Linked DNA regions of Homo sapiens: region 2 is linked to region 1. A link is an interaction called in ENCODE POLR2A ChIA-PET data of the cell type or tissue named here. Cell type or tissue: Caco-2. All regions are shown on one strand. Links, peaks and the distances in the headings refer to the core of each region. The heading gives the core; the rest is flanking DNA.

The links. Peaks named below come from ENCODE experiments on the same cell type or tissue, not always from the same donor. Only the 100,000 strongest peaks of a DNase experiment are listed, where the experiment ranks them.
Region 2: POLR2A ChIA-PET joins it to region 1 with 6 read pairs; 2 of 35 experiments call an interaction of 5 or more read pairs at or near these places.

Annotation. Positions count from the first base shown.
Region 1 is chr10:113,223,880-113,234,408 of GRCh38, forward strand. No RefSeq gene overlaps it. Among named protein-coding and RNA genes, the nearest start is that of SNORA87, 180 kb to the left of the region's middle. In Caco-2, for the core only: no CTCF peak of the experiment used is centred there; a DNase peak (open chromatin) is centred at 6,322.
Region 2 is chr10:113,334,465-113,344,993 of GRCh38, forward strand. No RefSeq gene overlaps it. Among named protein-coding and RNA genes, the nearest start is that of HABP2, 210 kb to the right of the region's middle. In Caco-2, for the core only: no CTCF peak of the experiment used is centred there; no DNase peak of the experiment used is centred there.

The DNA of each region.
Region 1 (10,529 bases), core at 1,698-9,697:
TATACACATCAGTTAACTGCATTTCTCTGGCGTGGTGAGGGAAAAGGAAATGATAAGGGCTGCAGAAATGTTCCTGTTGGCAAGGCATCAGGAAGCAGGAAGAGAACATCCTTGCACTTGGGGATCTTTGAGTCTTCAGAGTCGTGGATTGAGGTCCAAGTTGATGACAACTCTTGGAAAACCCTCGTACTAGAGATTAGGGTGAGATGGCTGGCCATGTTGGTCTCAGTCTATGACATCCAACACTTCTAGCCCAAGACTTAGGAGGTGAAGGGAATGAGTCATGACTGTACATCTACTACTTACGTTTTCAAGATGAGGATGTCCTTTGTTTCTACGGACAGACACCCTCTAGGAACCCTTGAATTTCATCTTTGTATTCTGCAGTCAATATCGCCAAGTGTCTCTTGAACTTGCTAACAAGAAGAGACCAGAGGTGAGTTGACACTGCCGTTCTCTTCTTTTCTGAAGAAATAAATAAATAGAAGTTATTCGAGCTACGTCTCTTCAGCCTAGTTCCCTGCAGGACAAGATGCACTGAGATGCCTAGGATGGTTAATATAGATGTTTAGACTCTCCAGGCAATGACCCTTTTAGCCATAGAGCCTGAGTGTGGCCAACTCAGGTGGAAAACACTCATAGGGCGCACTCAGCTGTGTGCTGGACTGAGTGAGGAGGCAATCATGATTTGGAGTCCTTGCTCCCAGGCCCTGCAGAGTCGAGAGGGAGGGGTAAAGATGTACACAATAGCTCAAATACAAAGCACGTGCCATGGTAGGGGGCTCAAATGAAGAGACAGTTATATCCAATTGGTATAAGTCAGTGGTTGGGGGCATGAAGTACAGCATCAAAACAGGCTTTGAAGAAAGAGTAAACTTTGAGGTGACATTTGGACGATGGTAGGATTTTTATTGTTTATTTGCTCACTTATTTTTTTAAAGAAATGATATCTTGCTATGTTGCTTAGGCCAGCCTCGAACTCCTGGGGTCAGTGATCCTCCCAACTCAGTCTCTGAAGCAGCTGGGACTACAGGCATGTGCCATTGCACCTGGCTATTCACTGTTTTATTTCTGATACTTTTAAATAATAAAAACAATACAGTTCATTATAGCAAATATAAGAAGCATAAAGAAGAAAATTAAAATACTCATAATCCCAGCACCCAGAGAGAAAACACAAGTAACATTTTGATGTATTCTTCCAGATTTTTATTGATGTGTGTGTACACACACACACACACACACACACATATGCACATACATCTGCACACATACACATATATATTTCACAAAATTGGGCTTATACTGAATAAATACTTTTGAAGTCTACTCACTTAGCAGAATAATGGGTTTTCACATATCATTAAATATTCTTCAAAGACATGATTTATAAAGTTATGCATGATTGTCCAGTAAGTTAACTATTTTCCAATACGACATTCAATTTGTTTCTATTTTCTCATAATAATGAATAATAATGAATAATGTTTTGCTTAGCTTTCTTATACATAAAGCAAATAGAAAAGCTTTTTCTCTACAGAGATCGGAGTGCAGGTGGAGGTGGTGGGTAGAGGCCACTCCAGAAAGAGAACTCAGGGTGAGTGAGTGGGTGGGGACAGAAGGCACAGGGGGTGTGGGAAAAGCAAGCTGTGCTATCTGGCTGGAGAGTTGGTGCTTTTAGGGGAGCAGTGGGACAAAAACAGAGGCTGAGGCAGCTTGTAGAGGAGTGGGACTGGCTGAGTGAGAAGCACAGTATCACCTTTACTGAGAGGCAATGGGGAACCACTGATGGGCTTTGAACAGGTTAAGGACAGAATTAGAGAAGTGTTTAAGGCGGTGAATCTGAAAGTGGTGTGAGGGTGGAGTGGAGGAAGGAAGAGGGGGAGAAACTGGAGATGGGAGATGTGTTAGGACCCCTTAGTAGTGTCAAGGCAAGAGGTGGTGAGTGCCTGAACCCTGGCAAGGGCAGCCAGGATGGAAAGGAGGGGTGGTTGGAGGCCATGACTCTAAGACAGAAACTGGTTAGGAATGTGGCCTATGAAGACAGAGGCATCAATAACCTTCTGACTCTGAGCCTTAATAAGTGGGAGAATGGAGAAGGCATAAAGAAATTGAGGCCCAGAAAACACAGTGACGTGTGCAAACTCGTGACCGAGTTAGTTAGAGGTTAAACCAGGCTGGAAGCGAGGTGCCCAGTCTTCCGGTCAGGAAATCATGAACGGCAGATGTTAGAGTTCTCGTGTTAGATGCTAGATGCGGCACATCCTGGAGGATTAGATGTAGTGGATCCTGGAGCCTACGTCTGAAAGCGTATCAACCCAAGGAAAACTCCTGTCAGCTGTGACTCTGGTCCTTAATGTTTATTGGAACATGGGCTGAGCACTGCCCGTGGATTAAGCAAAAGGGGCAAAAATAACAATAATAATAATAATAATAATAATTCAACTTCTAACTTAGTTCTTCAGTAGGCCAGGTCAAATGAGCAGTCATGAAAGAGAAAAAGAGACAAAAAAAGAGAGTCTTGCTCGCCATTTCAAAGGAAGGGCCAGCAATGTGTGTTTTTGCATGGAAAACCTTCTTTGGCTCTCCAGCCAGAGCTGATCACTGATCCTTGGCGGCATCTCCTCTCGAGAGACGCTGGGTTAATGGAGCACATGAGGCCGTCCTGGAAGGCAGTGAACGGTTTTTTCCATTGGGTGAACATCTCATCATACATGTACGCATAGTTCCTTTTTATCTCACACTTAAATTGTGGTTTCCCTCCCATGATTGGTTTTTGCCACATCAAACAGTTTTCAACAGTTTCAAAAATCAAGACCGGTGTATAATAACAAAAATAAAACTAAGAAAAAGGAAAATAAAAAAACCCCTCACCTGATCTCTCCAGCATTTCACTGCTGCTTTGGAAATTGAGAGCTGTGCGTGGGATATTGGCAGCTAACAACCATGGAAGTAAAAAATGATTTTTGATCTCAAGGCCTAATATTATTCATATTTTTTCATAGCCTCAAACAATGTCTTCAGATAATTCAGGTACAGGCAAGCCAGAAACAAAACAACATCATAAAGGCATTATTACATACAGACACTTTCAGCTATGCTACACGCCTCACAGTGTCTTTGAACCCCGTATGTGAGAGAACCATCTCACACTCCAGGGAATACTCTTGGAGCTGTTTTTACTTCAACGAAGGGTAGCGAAACAAAATTCTTTGGCTTTAGATATGTGTTTGGCATTGGCTCTGTAGAGTTCTGCCTCTTCTTCTGTCTTTACCATCCATCAGGTCTATTTGAGAGGCCATGGGACGGGCTGAGATGTGCCCAGCTGTGCTCCCACCTGCGGTGCAGGGTCCTTAACCTTGGGTCCTGGAAGTTTGGGCCAGCCCTCCAAGTGGGTGGGGGTTATGGAACTGAGAACGGAAAGGCTTTCATCAAGAAGAATTTGGCAAGGGAGCCTTTCCCAGCCCTTGTTCCTCCCCAGATAACGCTGGCCAGCAGCATCAAATTGGATAAGGGCTGCAGACTGGGGTATGCTTAGAAAGGACAGAAGAAGCAGGGAAAGGGAGAGGGAATTGTTCTCTTGGGAAGTCTTTCCCTCCTTTTTGAAACTATCTGCTCTCTGGTTTGAAAGTGCCAATAGCATCTCAGCCAAGGAATGAGTCTTCCTCTCCTCCTTGCCTCTTGTTTCCCTGTTAGCATTCTTCACCTAGAGAAGGGTCTTAGTGTCTTTACCAGCTTCGAATTCATCTATGTTCTTAAGCTAGTTCTCCCAGCTGCCAGAACCTGGGGGGTGACGCCTGTCCTCACTTTTCACAGCATCAGCAACTGTGCCACTCATTTGGAACCTATTGTATACTTCCTACAGTTGTTAGATTTAGATGGCTGGTGGGGTGGTATACACCCTGTTCTTTAAGTTGCCAGTCGCAGATGCTAAATTTGTTATCTCTTCTCTTCTCATTTCTCCACAGCATTTAAGTTTCTGGTGCAGGGTAGACATTTAGTTAATGTTTGCAGATCATCTGATCATTCTTCCATCTCACAGAGAAAGTAAGGATTAGCTGGGCACAGTGGCTCACGCCTATAATCTCAGCACGTTGGGAGGCCAAGGCAGGTGGATCACTTGAGATCAGGAGTTCAAGTCCAGCCTGGCCAATGTGGCAAAACTCTGTCTCTACTAAAAATACAAAAAAAAATTATCTGGGCATGGTGGCAAGTGCCTGTAGTCCCAGCTACTCGGGAGGCTGAGGCAGGAGAATCGCTTGAACCCGGGAGGCAGAGGTTGCAGTGAGCCAAGGTCACGCCACTGCACTCCAGCCTGGATGACAGAGCAAGACTCTGTCTTTAAATAAATAAATAAATAAATAAATAAATAAATAAATAAATATATAAAAGAAAAAGTAAGGACTGAACTCAACAGTGTGAGTTCAGGTAGGCAAAATCGAAGGCATGAAATCCCAGGAGTTTCCACCCTCCAGTGTTGTAGGAATTTCTGAGGACTTAACAGGACACAGCTTCTTTAGCTGACTTGTTTATCAAGGTCAGGGCAATGCTATCTCCACCGAGAAGACTTGTGTTCTGTTGTGTCCCAAACCCAAAGAATTTACTCTGTGCCATTCAAAAGATAGTTGGCCCACACCATCTTGTATTCTAGATTTGCTTGCTAGTCTTGCTTTCTTTAGTAAGCTCCAGGGAGACAAGGGCTGATTCTCACATGTCATTTACAAGTTCGTCCCACCATTATTCCTTGTGTATCAGACATGGCTCTATCATGTCATATGCCGGTAATCACAGTGGGTCGAATGAATTGACCTGATCTGCTTTTGTCTCGGAGAAGCTTGCCAGGGTTTTGTGAAAAGAGAAAATGATTCATCTAGAAAGTGTCCACAAACCCTTGAAAAAGCAAGAGAAACAAATGCTTGTGGTTTCCACCATTTCTGCCCCTTGTTTTATTTATTTATTTAGAGACGGACTCTCTGTCGCCCAGGCTGGAGTGCACTGGTGCATCTTGGCTCACTGCAATCTCCACCTCCCAGGTTCAAGCGATTCTCCAGCCTCAGTCTCCCGAGTAGCTGGGACTACAGGCATGCACCATCATGTCCGGCTAATTTTTGTATTTTTAGTAGAGATGGGCTTTCAGCATGTTGGCCAGGCTGGTCTTGAACTCCTGACCTCAGGTGATCCACCTGCCTCTGCTTCCCAAAGTGCTGTGATTACAGGCGTGAGCCACCGCACCTGGCCTGCCCTTTCTTTTTCTCCATGTTGGCTCCCCTGTTCTCCCCCAACATGAGTGCTTAGCATTTCACCAGCTTTTCTTCCCAGGCAACATTTTCCCCTTCCCTGGACTTAGTGTGTGTTGAGCTAGAACATTCACTCACTGGAATCTAATTTCAGTCCTGCGAAGGTTAATTTATCGTTTTTCAGGCTGTGTACTCATTTAAAGCAAAATTACCCAGCTACTAGTCTTCTTGATAGCAATTACGTCCAACGAAAGCAAACTACTGAGCTTCATGTATTGGTAATGGCCTTTCTTTATGTATTTTTCCTTAGGGATAAAGTTGAATGGGGAAATTAGTCACATTAAGCTGGAAAAATAGTGAACAAAATACATATTTTATATTTTTGAAAAATATCCTCCTGCTACCAATTAAGGTCTTTATTAGAAACAGGTATTTTCACATTATGGGGGTTGTCTTTATATTAAACGGAGCAAACCCAAATGAATAGTTACTTAAGAGGATCTTTTTAATAAATACTCAAGTCCATTTTAATATCTAATAATAGTGGCTGCCTCAAGTATTCAAATTTTAGCATAACCAGCAGGAAAACTGTTTGATGTTTTAATTATGTCCCTGAAAATGCTGAATGGGTTATAAAAAGCAATTTGAAGAAAATAAAAGAAGGGATTTTTAAAAATTATTAGTGTTTCAGGGAAAAAGACATTTTCCACATCCCATTAAAAACCTTTCTGCATTGTAAAAATACTATCTGCTGATAAACTGGGCCAAATAAGCAAAAAGGATTTGAATCTGTTGCAAGTGTTCACATTTGGGGGAAAAAAAAAATCTGAAAAACTGAAGGAAAAAAAAAGACCTCAGAGGAACCATATCCCAAGGAGTGGAGGGCTATGGAAATTGAGCATGCCTTGAAAGAAAGGAAGAAAATCTTTTAATTATGTTTAAAATTAGCCAGAACCTTGTACTTGTCCCAGAGAGATTCCTGGGAGGGTTGGAACATTTCTGATGAACGGGCTGATGTAATCACTTCAAAAACCCCACCTGGAAGTCTGGACTTGGGAGGAGGCTGTGGGGACATTCCGGGGCTAGATCCTGCTGCCCCCAGGTCATCCTTCTGGGCAGGAATCAGGAAAGCTATCCCTGAGGAGAGGGAAGCAATGAGAAAAGGAGCCGTTTCCAAGGAATGGAACCAGATGTCCAAGCTACAGGGCTGCGAATGGGGCTCAGCAGAGGACAGGCACACATGAAACGGGGAGTGGGAAGGCTGGATTCTGGGTTAACTCTTTCTCCTCTCAGTAGGGGGGGGCCTGGCCCCCAGATGACAGGAAAGCCACCTTCCTCATGGCCAGATACAAGGTACCATGAAGAACTCAGGGAGGTAATTCTACCCAAGAAAATGGGTCCTTTCCCTGCGTTAGCTGCCTGGTGGTGGTCCAGGCAGAGAACTCCACCTGGGCTGCAAATTAGAATTCCCTGGAGGGATTCAAATCACTTTCTTCTTTTTTTAAACAATAACTTCGTCCAAGCTGCACTCCTGACCAAATAACCTAGCATCTTGGAGGTGGAGCCCAGGCATCAATATTTTTAAAAAACTCCCCAGATAGGACGGGCAAGGTGGCTTGCGCTTGTAATCCCAGCACTTTGGGAGGCCCAAGTGGGTGGATCACTTGAGGTCAAGAGTTCGAGTCTAGCCTGGCCAACATGGTGAAACCCTGTCTCTACTAAAAATACAAAAATTAGCCAGGCGTGGTGGCAGGTGCCTGTGGTCCCAGCTACTCGGGAGGCTGAGACAGGAGAATCGCTTGAATCCGGGAGGCAGACTTTGCAGTGAGTGGAGATCATACCACTGCACTCCAGCCTGGGCAACACAGTGAGACCCTGTCTCAAACAAAAACAAAAAACAAAAACGACTCCCCAGATGATGTGCAGCCAAGTTATAAAACCAGTGTCGATGTGTCCCACATTCGAGAATCACTAGGGGGGCTTGTAAACTGCAGATCCTGATCCAGCAGGTCTGGGGCAGGGCTTGAGCTTCTGCCTTTCTGCACAAGCTTTCACATTATGCTGATATTGCTCGGTGGACCATGCTTTGAGTAGTAAGACACTGCAGTTTTCTGCTTTTTGTGCTTCTTCGGATTTCTGCCTTTTAGACTAAATGATATATATATTAAATGATTAGGAGCTTAATGGTTCTCTTTAGAATAGGGCCTACTAGTAAAGTGATTTGTATTTACAGTGCAGGGACAGTTTGGTCTTAGGAGACATTTTATTCCATTTAGCTAGGTCATTATTGAATCAGGTACCCACCTGGCTTGTCACTGGGTAGCAAGAAATGCTACCATAGCTGGGCATGATGGCTCACACCTGTAATCCCAGTACTTTGGAAAACCAAGGCAGGCAGATTGCTTGAGTCCAGGAGTTTGAGAGCAGCCTGGGCAACATGATGAAACCCTGTCTCTACAAAAAATACAAAAAATGAGCTGGGTGTGGTGGTGTGTGCCTGTAGTCCCAGCTACTGGAGAGGCTGAGGTGGGAGCATGGCTTGAACCCAGGAGGTTGAGGCCACAGTGAGCCAAGATCACACCACTGCACTCTAGCCTGGGAGACAGAGTGAGATCCTATTTCAAAAAAAATCCCCCCAAACAAAAAACAAAACAAAACAAAGAAATGCTATCGTACTTGGCTTCAAAGATCTTGGTTTTGCCCATGGTGTCTTCTTTTAAGTATATTTTTGTTGTGCTCTTCTGTTCGGAAAAGCAGCCTGTTTGTTTTATTTACTTATGAACACATAATGATAACGTCCCTACTATGTGCAGGCACTGTGTTGGGAGTGAGGAAAGACTAGCTGAATAAGACTCAAACTTGAGCGTCACGCCTCAGCAGGCCTTGCACTTTCAAGTAGCATAATCGCGTTGCTGATAAGCTCAGCTCCAATTATATCTCATTGTATTGTTCTCATTTCTACCCAGAAATCTGAAATGTTTACCTGCTTAAAACCCCTAAACATTTGGCTACTGGACCACGTGTACCCTGGAGATAAGATGGAACCAACAATGCTGAGTTCCTATTATGTGCCTGACACCGTAAGAGATTTATAGGATGCTGTTCCTTTTGAGTTTTGCAGTAGCCCTGTGGGGTCAGTATCATACCCATTTTACAGATGAAGAAATATGGAACAGATAAGAAACTTGCTCAAAGTCATGTGGCTACTAAGTGGGCAGAATTAGCATTTAAGCACCATTATACCTTTTTTTTTTTCCATTATAGTCCGTTGTCTTCCTGAAAAGAATAATTGAAAGTTGAAAGAAGGTAAATGCTAGAAGTTACTTGGGAAATAATTGTTGCAGCAATGATTACAACCCTCTTTTTTTTGTTTTTTTTTTTTTTTGTTTTTTTGCTGATGAGGTAATGGAGATGCAGTCTTAATAAATATTTTTTGAATGAACAAAGAAATGAGTGAATGAATTAAAGAAAGTCAAAGGTTAAACTTGTCTACTCCTACCTTTAAATAGAGCAGACATTACCCTTCCTAAATCCTCAGCTTTGTGAGCCTTCTAGATCATGAGAAACTCAAGATTTACTTTATTTAAATAGTAATTATTGTTATGTCAATTATCATTGATAATGTTCCAGAACTATACTTTCTATGTGCCCAGTTTAGTACCACTTTATATATAGCATTTAACTTAATCTTTAGTATAATCTTTACAGATGAAAAAAACGATGTTTAGAGACATCGTTTAAACTCACCCAGTGGCCCAGCTAGTAAATATAGCAAGATTCAAGCTCAAGGCTTGGATTTCAAAGACCAAGCTCTTCCCACTTCACCACACTGCTCAGTGGGAAGCTTCCTTGGTGGCCTGTAAGAGTTTTCCGCTTTAAGGCATTTGAATTCTCTAGCTGGTGCTGTTGGAGTCCCCACACATATCCCCTTGACCCTGAGTGAGGTCTCCAGCAGACAGCTCCCAGATACTCCAATGGCTCCTGACTGTACTTGGCCAGATCACAGGGCAAGCCAAAAGTGCCAGGGAATGAATGCCCCAGAAGGACCCTCTCAATCAATGATGGATAGGAATTGGTGGATAACTACTGCAGCTTCCTTGTCCCTTTAACAGACAATTCAGAAGCGACCTCCACAGTCTCTCAGGTCTGTTGTGAGACTGAGCCCAGCTGCCTGCAAATGTAGCCTGATCATTAGTCCATTAGCGCCCTCTTTATGGTTTCACTTTCTTTCTCCCTCTAGTGCTTTCTTGGCTCAACTCTCAAATAAACAACTTATACCTAGGTTCTGCTTTTGGGGAAACTCAAACTAAGAAAGGTACTGCCTTCTTCTCAATGCTCAGAACTTAGGGAGCTCCGCCATGATGCGGGTGGCCCAAGAATAAAAAATGGCTACAATTGAGTATCTTTTTCTGTTTTTGTCTTTTTTGATACAGGGTCTTGCTCTGTCACCCAGGCTGGAATGCAGTGGCACAGTCATGGCTCACTGCAGCCTCAAACTCCCGGGCTCAAGTGATTCCCCTGCCTCAACCTCCCTAGTAACTGGAACTACAGACACACACCACCATGCTCTGCTAATTTTTAAAACTTTTTTTTTTTTTTTTTTGTAAAGACAGGGTTTCTGTATGTTGCCCAGGCTGATCTCAAACTCCTGGACTCCAGTGATCCTCCTACCTTGGGCCCCAGAGTGCTAGGATTACAGGTGTGAGCCACTGCACCCAGGCCAAGTATCTTCTTTAATGAAAGAAAAATTTTCCTTCTTTCACCTTGCTCCTTCAGAGGGAAGACTGCCTGGTGTGAAGAGTTGGTATTTAGGTGGTCATATACTTTTGAAATGGTGAATGGAGTTCCCAAGGTCACATGACTTCTGCTGAAGTGGGGATTCCCTAGAGAATTTCAGCAGAGGGTGAGGCAAGGGTACCTGGCTGCCTCTGCTCCTGGTGCCAACCATATGCCGTGGACTTCACAGCCCAGGCAGGCAGGTATAGGCCTGCACCTGCTGTAGTGCTCTTGAAGGCTTGAGTGGGGAGTGGGGATGCTCAGAAGGACCCATGAGTGAACAGGACCATGTCACCTTCTGGAGCTTGCCAAGAAAGCCCTTTATGTCAACTGGGGGCTGGGGCGGGGAACAGCAGGACAAAGCAGAAAGATAACTAACAGGGAGTTGAGCGATCTGGACTGAAACACTAGCTCTACCATGATTCTTTCAGTCAACCCATGATTAGTAAGTGTCTGCTGTATGCAGGCTGGTGTGATATTTAAAACATTTAGCTGTCACTATCTGAGCACTGTGCC
Region 2 (10,529 bases), core at 1,373-9,372, 110 kb after region 1:
GATTAAGGTTCAGTTTTTATTTTTATCTTTTGGCAAGACTGCTTCATAGAAGGTGGTGTGTTCCTCCATCCGGAGGCTTATAATCTGGTTGTCTTTCTCTTTGATGTTAGCAGTTGTTAATCTCAACTTCTAGATCGATTCATTCATTATAAGGATGGCAAACTGGTGACATTCTAATTTATTTTCTTTCTTTGTTTATTAGCTAGGACATTTCTAAAAAGAGATACTTTCTGTCAACTTCTGTTTAGTTACTCAAGGATACCGTTTGTTTTAGAAAGCCAGGATAAACGCTTGATTCTTCCTCTTTATTCATCATGCATCAAATTAATGATTAGATTCCCTAACTTCCTGTGATTGTTTAACGTCTTCCTCTTCTGTAACATGTACCCCTCAACCCTCACAAGAGCAGGACCTGAGTTGATCCTAGAGCCATATACAGGCCTGTGACGTATTAGACACTTGTTTGTATTTATGGAATGAATGGGTGAGTGAGTGGAGTAAATTCTCTGTTCTTTCCTTTGTCTTCCATTTCCTGGCCCCTCAATTTATCGTACATTCTCCTTTAGCTCCATGTAGCTAAACCATGGATTAAAATGATTTGGATCGAAAACATAAAATTAGCAAGGAAATACCCTCAGAGGCATGAAAAGTAGCTGCTCTACAGTGGCTCTGACACAAAAATACTAATTCAAAACATTTAATGTGGATACCTTGTAAGAGACCCAGATGGGTTTTTAAACAACATCTACTTAAATTTTTGCTAGTCTTCTAAGTGATGCACCTTAGGGGTCTTTCTAATGAGATCCCTAAGAAGATATAGCATTAGTATGACTAAGAATTAACTAATAATATGGAGTCTGCTTTTTGAATGGTTCAAAGTGATTCCACATTGGCTCTTTCTTTTGTCCTTGAAAATACCCCTGTGAGGGGCCCAGGCTATGAAGTATGCAGGGAGGGACAAGAATGACTATTAGCTGTTTAAAACAGGCCTAGGGAGGGTAAGAGACTCACCAGTGCCTCATGGGGGATACACTTAGGGCTAGATATTTGTCTATATAGTGGGTTATGTTCTAAGTAATGCTGGAATTTGGAACTAGAATGAGCCTTAGAGATTATCTAATAGCATCATATGTATGTTACATATTGTCACAATAATGCTGTCTGACAAACAGCCACAAAAGTTTAGTGGCACACAGTAACAAGCATTTATTGCTCCTGTGTTTGGGGTCAGCAGCACTGCTGATCTTGGCTGAACTCACTCATGTATCTGGGGCTCACTTGGCTGACAAAGGCTGACCTTGGCTGGGGAGACCAGGGTGACTCAGCTTTGCTCCATGTGTCTCTCATTCCCCAGGATGCTGGGTTAGCGAGAAAGTGGAAACCCCAGAGCCTCTTGAGGCCTCCACTTAGAACTGGCAGATTGTTGTTCTGGCTGCTGCATTCTGATAACTAAAGCAAGTCGTAAGACCAGCCCAGATTCAGGGAGTGGCAAAATGGCCTCTATCTCTTTAGTGAGAGAAATTGTAAGGTCACCTGACAAAGAACATGGGTTCAGGGAGGGGTGAGAAATTGGCCCCTAAATGAAATTAGTCAAGCACCCCATTATCTCATTTTAGAGAGGAGCAAACTCAGTTTCCCAGGAGAGCCAGCGACTGGTCCATGTTCACTCAGCAGAATGGGGACTAGAGCCCAAGACTCTCGTCTTTCACTCTGGGGGCCTTTCCATCTACCCCAAAGGCTGCAACTAAAGGCAAAGGCATAGGAATTGGCATTCATTTTCCTGTTCAGCAAATAATTCCTAATGTGCACCACTGTGCTGTGTACTAAGAAATGGGAGCTCATTAACAGCTGAGTGTGAATTTTAGTGAAATGATTACTTCTCCCATTTACCCAAAGGTTTGCTTCGAATAATAGAATTCCAGGCAGGTGGAGGAACAGGTTCCCCACCTGTCCTTCCTTGGTATCCTAGAAGCCATGCTATAGGAAGCCACCCATTCCACTGAGACAAGAGACTCCTCCTGATGTCTAGAATATAAGTCCCTCATTTTTCTGCTTTGAATGGGAAGGTCATCTTAGTGTCTCTAGAATGGGAGCCCTTCCCTTATCGTCCAACAGGTGGTTTCGGCAAAGGTGGGTTTTTGTAGCAGGGCTCCCCCCTGACTCAAGGAGAAAATAACACAGTCATTTTTGGGGTCTGTTTAGTCTCAAAGGGAAATGACTTACTAATTAGGGTAAGAGACTTTACAAAAATATGTTTTTGATTCCACTGATGGTCAGTTACAAGCGATAACACTGTTAAATGTAGTGCCTAATAAATCTGGGAAAACTACCCAATAAATGTAAGTAATAACAATGATTAACAATAAATTAAATGCAGAGAACCAGGAATGTACCACATTATTTTTAACTAGTTTGGACCATCGGGTTCTGATTATTCAGTTTGTCCTGTACACCTGGAGTTTATTAGAGTGTAATACAAACTAAACGGTCCCTCAGAGAGGCCATTGAAAGGACTTAGTATAAAACAATATACAAGTTTAATAGTGGTAACTGACCTTTCTTTCTTTTACAAAAACATATCTTTGTAACTTGAGCCCCGAGGAAATGTAATGCTTTTTACCTAATCCTGATTGTTAATTTTCCTTTTATTTAATTTAGAAGGTTTCATCTGTTTCATGAGATAGGAAGACACAATTTATATTCAGTAATTCTTCCTGCTCTGGAAAGAGATCCAAAATGGCTAAATATTTCTTTCCTTCTGCTGTGTCTATTACAAGAAGAGGGAAGAACAGACATGCAGTGCATTCACTATTAATGGCAGCTGGTTAAAACCCACATTTTTAAAAATAGCCAGATGAAATGGGTACATGTGTTTATAATCAAGGTACATTTGACTAATTTTCCCTAAACCTTTAAATATGACTCATTCTCAAATACCAGAAAATTGGGCTCTTTCTCATTTGAGGACAGAGAAGGCAGGCTCTCTGATGGGGGAAGCTTTTCCATCATTTCCCCAAATGCCTATCTTTCTGATGCTATCTAATAGGACTACCGTATTTCAATGACAGACTCCTCCAGTTTTAATGACATCTCTGTGGGTAGATACCTTTCTCATGTGGACATTGTTCTAATGTTTTCAGTGTTTTCCAGAAGGGTGCTTTCGGTGCCGCTGTACCTAGGGTTTCTTACTTCCTCCATCCCATACTCTTATCCCCAGACTAAATGTATTTTCCACAAAGGGAATCTTAACAAGGGTCAACTCTTGTAAATGTCTGAAACCTGAGGTGCCCCCAACAAAGCTGAGGTCTGGCAAACAGTCCATAAAACCCTGCCTTAAAATAATTAAATGAAATGGTTACCAGGGAGGGCAAGAATGGCATTGCCCAAAGCGTCAACAGAGTGTGAGACTGTTTTCTTTAGCCCGCTAATCAATAGGGCTGGCCTGAGGCCTCCCGGACCCCTTCGGTAGAGCCCCAAACTATATCTCACAAGCTGACTGTCAACCTTCATTTCATAATCAAAACCATTTTTGTTCAGAAGCTGGTCTTTATCTCAAAAGATTGAGAGAGTTCAACTTACATTTAGAAGAGGAATTCTGCTCCAAAGGGAGGGTAGCTTAACTTTCTAAACAGAAGGCTCGGGTCAAAGCAAAAGGTGGATTGATTTCTCTATCTGCTCTAGAGAAGTTGTACTCCATGGGCAAAGAGGGGAGGTTTGAGTTCTTGGAGGAGCATCAGGTAATTCACCCTGGCTCTCCCCTTGGCTGGGTAGGGGTGGGGAGGAGGGGAAGGGAGGGGAGAGACATGGAGTTTCTAGATGCTTTGAGAATCTTCCCTGGGAGAAGGTAACTAATTATCCCACAGCGGAACTGGGAAGACCTCTCTTCTCTCCTAAATTGTTTAATAACATGACAACTACTCTTCCCTTGGGATGTTTTGGGTGCCAAACACTGTGCTAGGGGCTGACACTCATCTACACATTTAATCTTCATGCTGACTCTATGGGATACATGCTATTAACCCCTCCACTTGACATCCCAGTGTTTCCCCACCTTGTTTGGGGGCCAGCTAGAGGATAGGCAGTTGTGGTGACCATGAACCTGCACTACTCTGATCTCCTGCTGCGAGGAGCATAAGCGACTGGTGCTCCAGCTGCTGTCTCTCCAGACCCACCACCAAGTTTGTGCTGAGGCCGTGGTTCCTGTGAGCTGCTCCCAGTCAGTGACTGAGTGTGGGGACACGCAGAGGCTCATTTCTGAATGATCTAAGACTCTTCAATAGGCAACTTTGGCTTGAGGCCTCCCTGTCAGCCTGGCCAACCCTTTTTTGAGCTGGCCAACTGCCTGAGGCTTCCTACCCAGTCTTCCTTCCTCCCTCCTTTCCAGGGTTCAGATCTGCATTGCTGTCTGAAGGCTCCCCTGCCTTCTCCAGAGCCCTCCCTTTCTTCTTCCCGGTCCTTTCCTCAATAATCATGTCTAGTCCTGTCTTAGAAGTCTGCTTCTCAGAGGATCCAAAATCACACCAGTCAACATAACAACAGCTATCACCCTGAGTAATGGTGGGCTCTAGACTTTGCTTTTCAATTGTTCTAGGTCCTGTGACAGCTTGGCCAGGCAGTCTGAGTGTCAGAGGAGGAGGCAGTGACTCCCTTTCCCAGCTAGAAATCTCTGTAGGGAGGTCACAGTCTGCTCCCTGGTTCCGATGTTTTTGGCCTTCTCAGGCACCTGTGGTTGCTTGGCCTCCCCTCCCCTCCATTGCTCTCAGCCTTGCTCTTGCCTTCACCTTTCTCCAGATGGGGCCCAGCTGCCTTGCCGCGTTCCCACGTTGGAGGCCTAGCAGGACTCTGGCTGCACTCTGTTCTTCCCTGGATGAAAATTCTCCTCAGTCCTCCAAAGTCTGACTAGAATCTCTCCCTCCCTTCTCAGATTGGGAGAGGGCCATAGTTCTAAGGACAGGATTGGGAGCTGCATTGAGTAGGTTTGAAGTCCAGCTCTATGACTTAACTGCTGTGTGATCTTGGCGAGTTACTTAACTTCTCTGAGCCTCAGTTTCTTTACTTGTAAGATAAGGATAGTAGTATTATCTAATTTGTGCTGTTCTTGTAAGGATTAAATGAGTTATTTAATGCAAAGCCCTTAGCTCAGAGCCTAGCACATATAAGGACTCAATACATGGTAGTATTTCTTGTGGTTAGAACTATTACATTATTATCTAACTAGCACCTCTCTAGGGATCAAAGATAGGAGTCCAGACCACTTTTCCCACTAGTTTTAAAGCTTAATTTTCTTCTAAGAAACCAGAGGGATTGCTTACTGAACCAGATGTCAACAGGGATCTCCACATTTCAGTTGAAATATTCTGCCATGAAATTTGGGGTTTTAGGAGGTAACACCATTACAGTCCTGGGGAAACCTTGGCAGTTTGAATGTGACCTTTCATTTTTGTTGTTGTGCGACTCCTCTGAAAGAAAGACTGCAGAGGAGAGAATGAGCTCCATGTTTAATAGCTTGCTTCTGGGAAGAACTTGAAACATCTTTGTGGTCCTCCAAAGAAGACTAAAATGGTGCTCCTAGTCCTTCCTTCTGCCTGCATTTTGGAGATGAAAGCCAGGTTTTTTAAAACAAAGATGAGTATTTATTAAAGACAGTTATTTTCACTCACCAGCTTTTGGGGGAATTGCACTCATTCCTTTAGAAATTTGCTAAGTTTCCCAGGCAAAGAGGGTGTGTCCTTGCCAAGAAGACACGGAACGCTCTTTAGCCCTGGTGGTTGCTCCCTATTGTCTCAGACAAAGTACGGTTTCATGTTGTAACCATTATTTCATGTACCTTACAGCCAATAAAATAATCACAGAGATGATTTGGTCTCAGTGCTTAAGTCATAAAGCCTCTCTGCCATCAGAGATGGAGGTTTAATTGTGAGTGACGTTGGATGAGAACCTGGTTCTGGGCTGTATCGGAGTTATCCAGCTGTTCTTTCATCACACATCCAGAAAGCCAGTCATACTTTTCTCCAGCTCATCTGTGCATTCTTGATCCTGCCTCTAACATTTTATTTCGAATTCCCCTGATAGCCTCAGTGAAAGTTCCCAGCAGAGATTGATTGCAGGGCATGACCCAAATTTGTAACTGGCCACAAAACGCTGTAAAACAAAGTTCACCGAATACCTTCCAGCTGATTGTAAGTGATTTTTGAAAATGATCTGGTTGTGTTTTTCTTCTTTTTTCCACATAAAATGTCTGAAAAGAGGGACTTTTTGCCAAGCTCTGATTTTTGTAACATCATCTATAAAGCCTGACAATACGGACCGCATGGAACTAACTGCAGGTGGTGGCAGCAGCCCGGCCTCGCTAGTGGAGTTTTGTTTGATGGGACATGACTATTTAACAGAATGAGAGCAGAGGGTAGGTGTCCTGGTAAGGGAGGATGAAGATCTGGGTAACAGCAACTCTTGGGAAATTCCTTAGTGTTCCTAGTGGGTCTTTTCTTCATTTGTAAAATGAAGAAGAGCATTAGTCAAGCTCTGTCTTTGCAGAACCCCAAATCTTTCCTGAAAATGGAATAAGAGAGGTTACTCCAGAGATGCAAAATATAATTAAGTTACTTGAGAGAAGCTTCTCAATTTTAAGCTTTTGCTCACACATGTCTCATACTTTTGACACCTGCTACTAGCTAAAAATGAATAAGCATCAAGTACGCTAAAGAAAAAATTAAGAACTGTGGTCTTAAAGAAAGAATTTACCTTCTCTGGTGTCCTGAATACATGTAATTTGGTCATATTTTTATCAATAAAATAGTTCCTGGTTCATACCATGGAATGAAATGCATCAGAAAGTATTTGCTGTAGACTCAGGCATGTCTGGGCCTGCTGGGAGGCCAGTGGATTGTTCCCTCTCAGTGGATTGTTCTATCTCCGTGAGGAAGTGAGGAGCTGCCTGGTTAAGAGCTTGTCCTAGTGAGAGCCATGAATTAGGACCAATGGAGCAGTGCTGGGGTAGGAGGGGGGTTCTCTCATTTAGACAGCCTTTTCATTTTGCCCCCAAGCCTTATCCCTGTGTCCCCAGACATGGGACCTCTGTGGATGCTAACAGAGAAGGCACTGATCACACAAGACATCAGTGGCCTTGGTGCTAATGGCTTCAGTAGCCTCAGGAGAATGGGTCATTGGTACCATTGGTATCACCCTTAGCATCAGTGGCATTGGTACAGACTCTGGCTGTGTTCAGTGGGCTGGGGCATTGACACTGATACCCTCGCATCAAATACCATCAAGATCCATGATACCATCCCAGGACCATGAGTACTGGAAGTTACACTGAGCATCCCATGGGAGCCAGCAGTAGTGTTGATTTCATAGGGCCACGGGCAGCAGGGCAGCCTGAGAGATATGTGAGCCACCCGTTGTGATGTGGCCTGGGCTGGGAGCACAGAGAAGCCATCAGTCATTTCATCCTTTTGGCAAAAGGGAGCCATTGAGAGTTTTTGAAGGAGGGACTCTTGGTCAGAATTGGACTTCAGGATGATGCTCTGGCTTGGTAGGGGGCAGGTTGAACAGAGGGGCAAGGGAAGATAAAGGCAGGGAGACCAATTAGGGGGCTACTTACAATAGTCCACTTCAGAGATTCATACTAAGGGCCTGAGCAAGGCTGAGCCTTAAGGGGGTCATAGCAAAACTGGGGCAGGCACCACATCCAGCTGAAGGGATGTCTTACCGATCCCCAAGGGGCATCTTGACATCAAGTGAGTTTGGGACTCCTGCTCCCTGGGTTTGTGCCACACATCTGGTGACACAAGCCAGAACCAACTGGACAGGCATTAAAGAACCTAGTGAACCCACTGCTACAAACCCAAGCCATTGTCCTCACCTCAGTGCCAAGCTGCCTGCTCTTTGGGGCTGCTTTAGATTAAAAGGGATAAAAGATGGGGCAGAAATGGCCTGTAATCCATGGGCAGTAGAGTGCTCTGGTCTCCTGGGGAAACAGTGGGATCTTCTTTGGGTGTATGAGGTGCCAGAACCAGGATGGCAACGAGGGATCTAGCTCCTGTGCAAACATTGCCTTCCCTTCAACTGGAAGTAATCAAGAGCTAGGCTTAGCTTGAGCTGCTTTTCCTAGAGCTATGCATGTAAATGTTGACACAATCCCAAATGATCCCATTTCTTTATTTTCCCTTTTATATTGGGACAAAGGATTATTTTTCTGGCATCCAGAGGATGAAAAATGAGGATAAAAAAATGGAAGCCTATTGTTTAGTAGAAAGAGACCTGGGCAGATAGGGAGCCAGGAGCCCTGAGCCCTGTTCCTGGCCCTGCTCGTGACTCACTGCATTGACTTAGACATTTATTTGCTCATTTGTACAATGAGAAGTTTGGACTTGGTGATTATGAAGGCCTCTTCCAGGCTACATGCTCTGAGTTTTAGCTTCATGAGAAGCAGATCCCCTGCTTCTGGTTAAGGAGAAATGTCTTGACCATTTCTGGTCTCTTTAGTGAGAAAATATGAGTAGAGGTTGAGAGCTCAGGCTTTGGGTTTGGAACTTGACTCTACAACAAACAAGTTGGGGCCTTGGGCAAGTTCTTTAACCTGTCTGAGCTTCAGGGTCCTCTTCTGTAAAATTGGCCCCAAATACATACTTTGGGGTTAAGATAAGGTTTCCATAGATAATGCTTTGAACACAGGGCATGGCATACATGAAGCCCACAATGAATGATGGTGGCTGGCGTTGGTGTTGTTGTTGAAAGGACTAAATGTGGGACAAGGCATCCTGATGCCTGACGCGGGATCCGGAGGGGGTTACTGACACCTCCTGTGTCTACACCTTTCCCTGTGAAGTTGGGTCTTCATCTGCCAGACAGTCTCCTTTGTCCTCTGCAAGTTGAGGCTCACCAAGGGGAGAACTGCAGAGTTCTCAGGCAGGAAAAATATACCACTTTCTTTTTATGTTAAAGATCCAGTCAATGGGCAATGCATAATATCAGAAAATACAGACAAGTAAAAGTCCAGACATGAAGAAAGCATATTTCCACGGTGGTAGGCCAAACAATGCCTCCTTCCCCCATTCCCAGAAGATATCCATTTCCTAATCCCCAGAACCTGTGAATATGTTACCTTATATGGTAAAAGGGACTCTAAAAACATGATTAAGTTAATGATCTCGAGATAGGGAGATTATCCAGGATTACCTTGTGGGCTGAATGTAATCACAGGGGTGCATATAAGAGGGAGCCAGGAGGGTCAGTGTCAGAGAAAGTGAGGTGATGATGGAAGCAGAGGGAGAGATGGGTGTGTGATGACAGAGCAGAGGTCAGAGTGATTTGGAGCTGTGAGCCAAGGAATGCAGGTGGTCTTTAGAAGGTAGAAAACATAAGAAAATGGAGTCTCCCCTGGAACTTCCAGAAGAGGCCCAGTGAAACTTTTTTCAGACTTCTGACTTTCGGAACCAGAAGATAAATTTGTGTTGTTTTAAGCCACCAAGTTTGCAGTCATTTGTTATATCAGTAATAGGAAACTAATACATGCTCCTCCCCCAAACTAATACATGCTCCTCTCCAGTTTGGAGATTCCTCAAAAAGCTAAAAATGGAGCTACCATATGATCCAGCAATCCCACTTCTGTGAATATACTTAAAGGAAATCACTATAGTCAAGAGATATCTGCACTCCCATGTTTCTTGCAGCACTGTTCACAATAGTCAGTATTTGGAAGCCACCTAAGTGTCCATCAACAAATGAATGGTTAAAGAAAATGTGGGACATATACACAATAAAGTACTATTCAACCGTAGAAAATAATGAGATCCTGTCATTTCAACAACATGGATGAAACTGGAGATCATCACATTAAGTGAAATAAGCCAGGCCCAGAAAGACAAACATCACATGTTATTTGTGGGATCTAAAAACCAAAACGATTGAACTCGTGGATATAAAGAGTAGAAGGATGGTTACCAGAGGCTGGGAAGGGTAGTGGGGAGGTGGGTGGGTGGAGGGGGGCGAGGGAGCAGGTATGGTTAATGGGTACAAAATAATAATTAGAAAGAATGACCACACAACAGGGTAACAACTTATCATTAATAATAATTGTATATTTAAAAATAATTAGGAGTGTAATTGGATTGTTTGTAACACAAAAGATAAATGCTTGCAGGGGTGGATACCCCATTCTCCATGATGTGATTATTTCACATTGTATGCCTGTATCAAAACATCTCATGTACCCCACAAATATATACACCTACTATGTATCCACAAAAATCAAAAATAAAAAAAACTGCCCCCAGCTGATCCCCAAGTGTCCATTACAGGTGCTTGTGCAAACAGCTATATAAAGAAGTATTGCACATTGCATTTAGTTGTTATGGCCTTCGAATCTTTTTAATCTAATACCCTGCTTTTTGATGTCACTGACTTGTTGAAGAGGGCAGGCCAGAGGTCCTGTAGGATGTCCTCCAATCAAGATTTGTCTAGTTGACTCCTTGTGGTATTATTAAGCTTGTTCCTCTATCCCCTGTGTTTCTTGTAAGCTGGATACC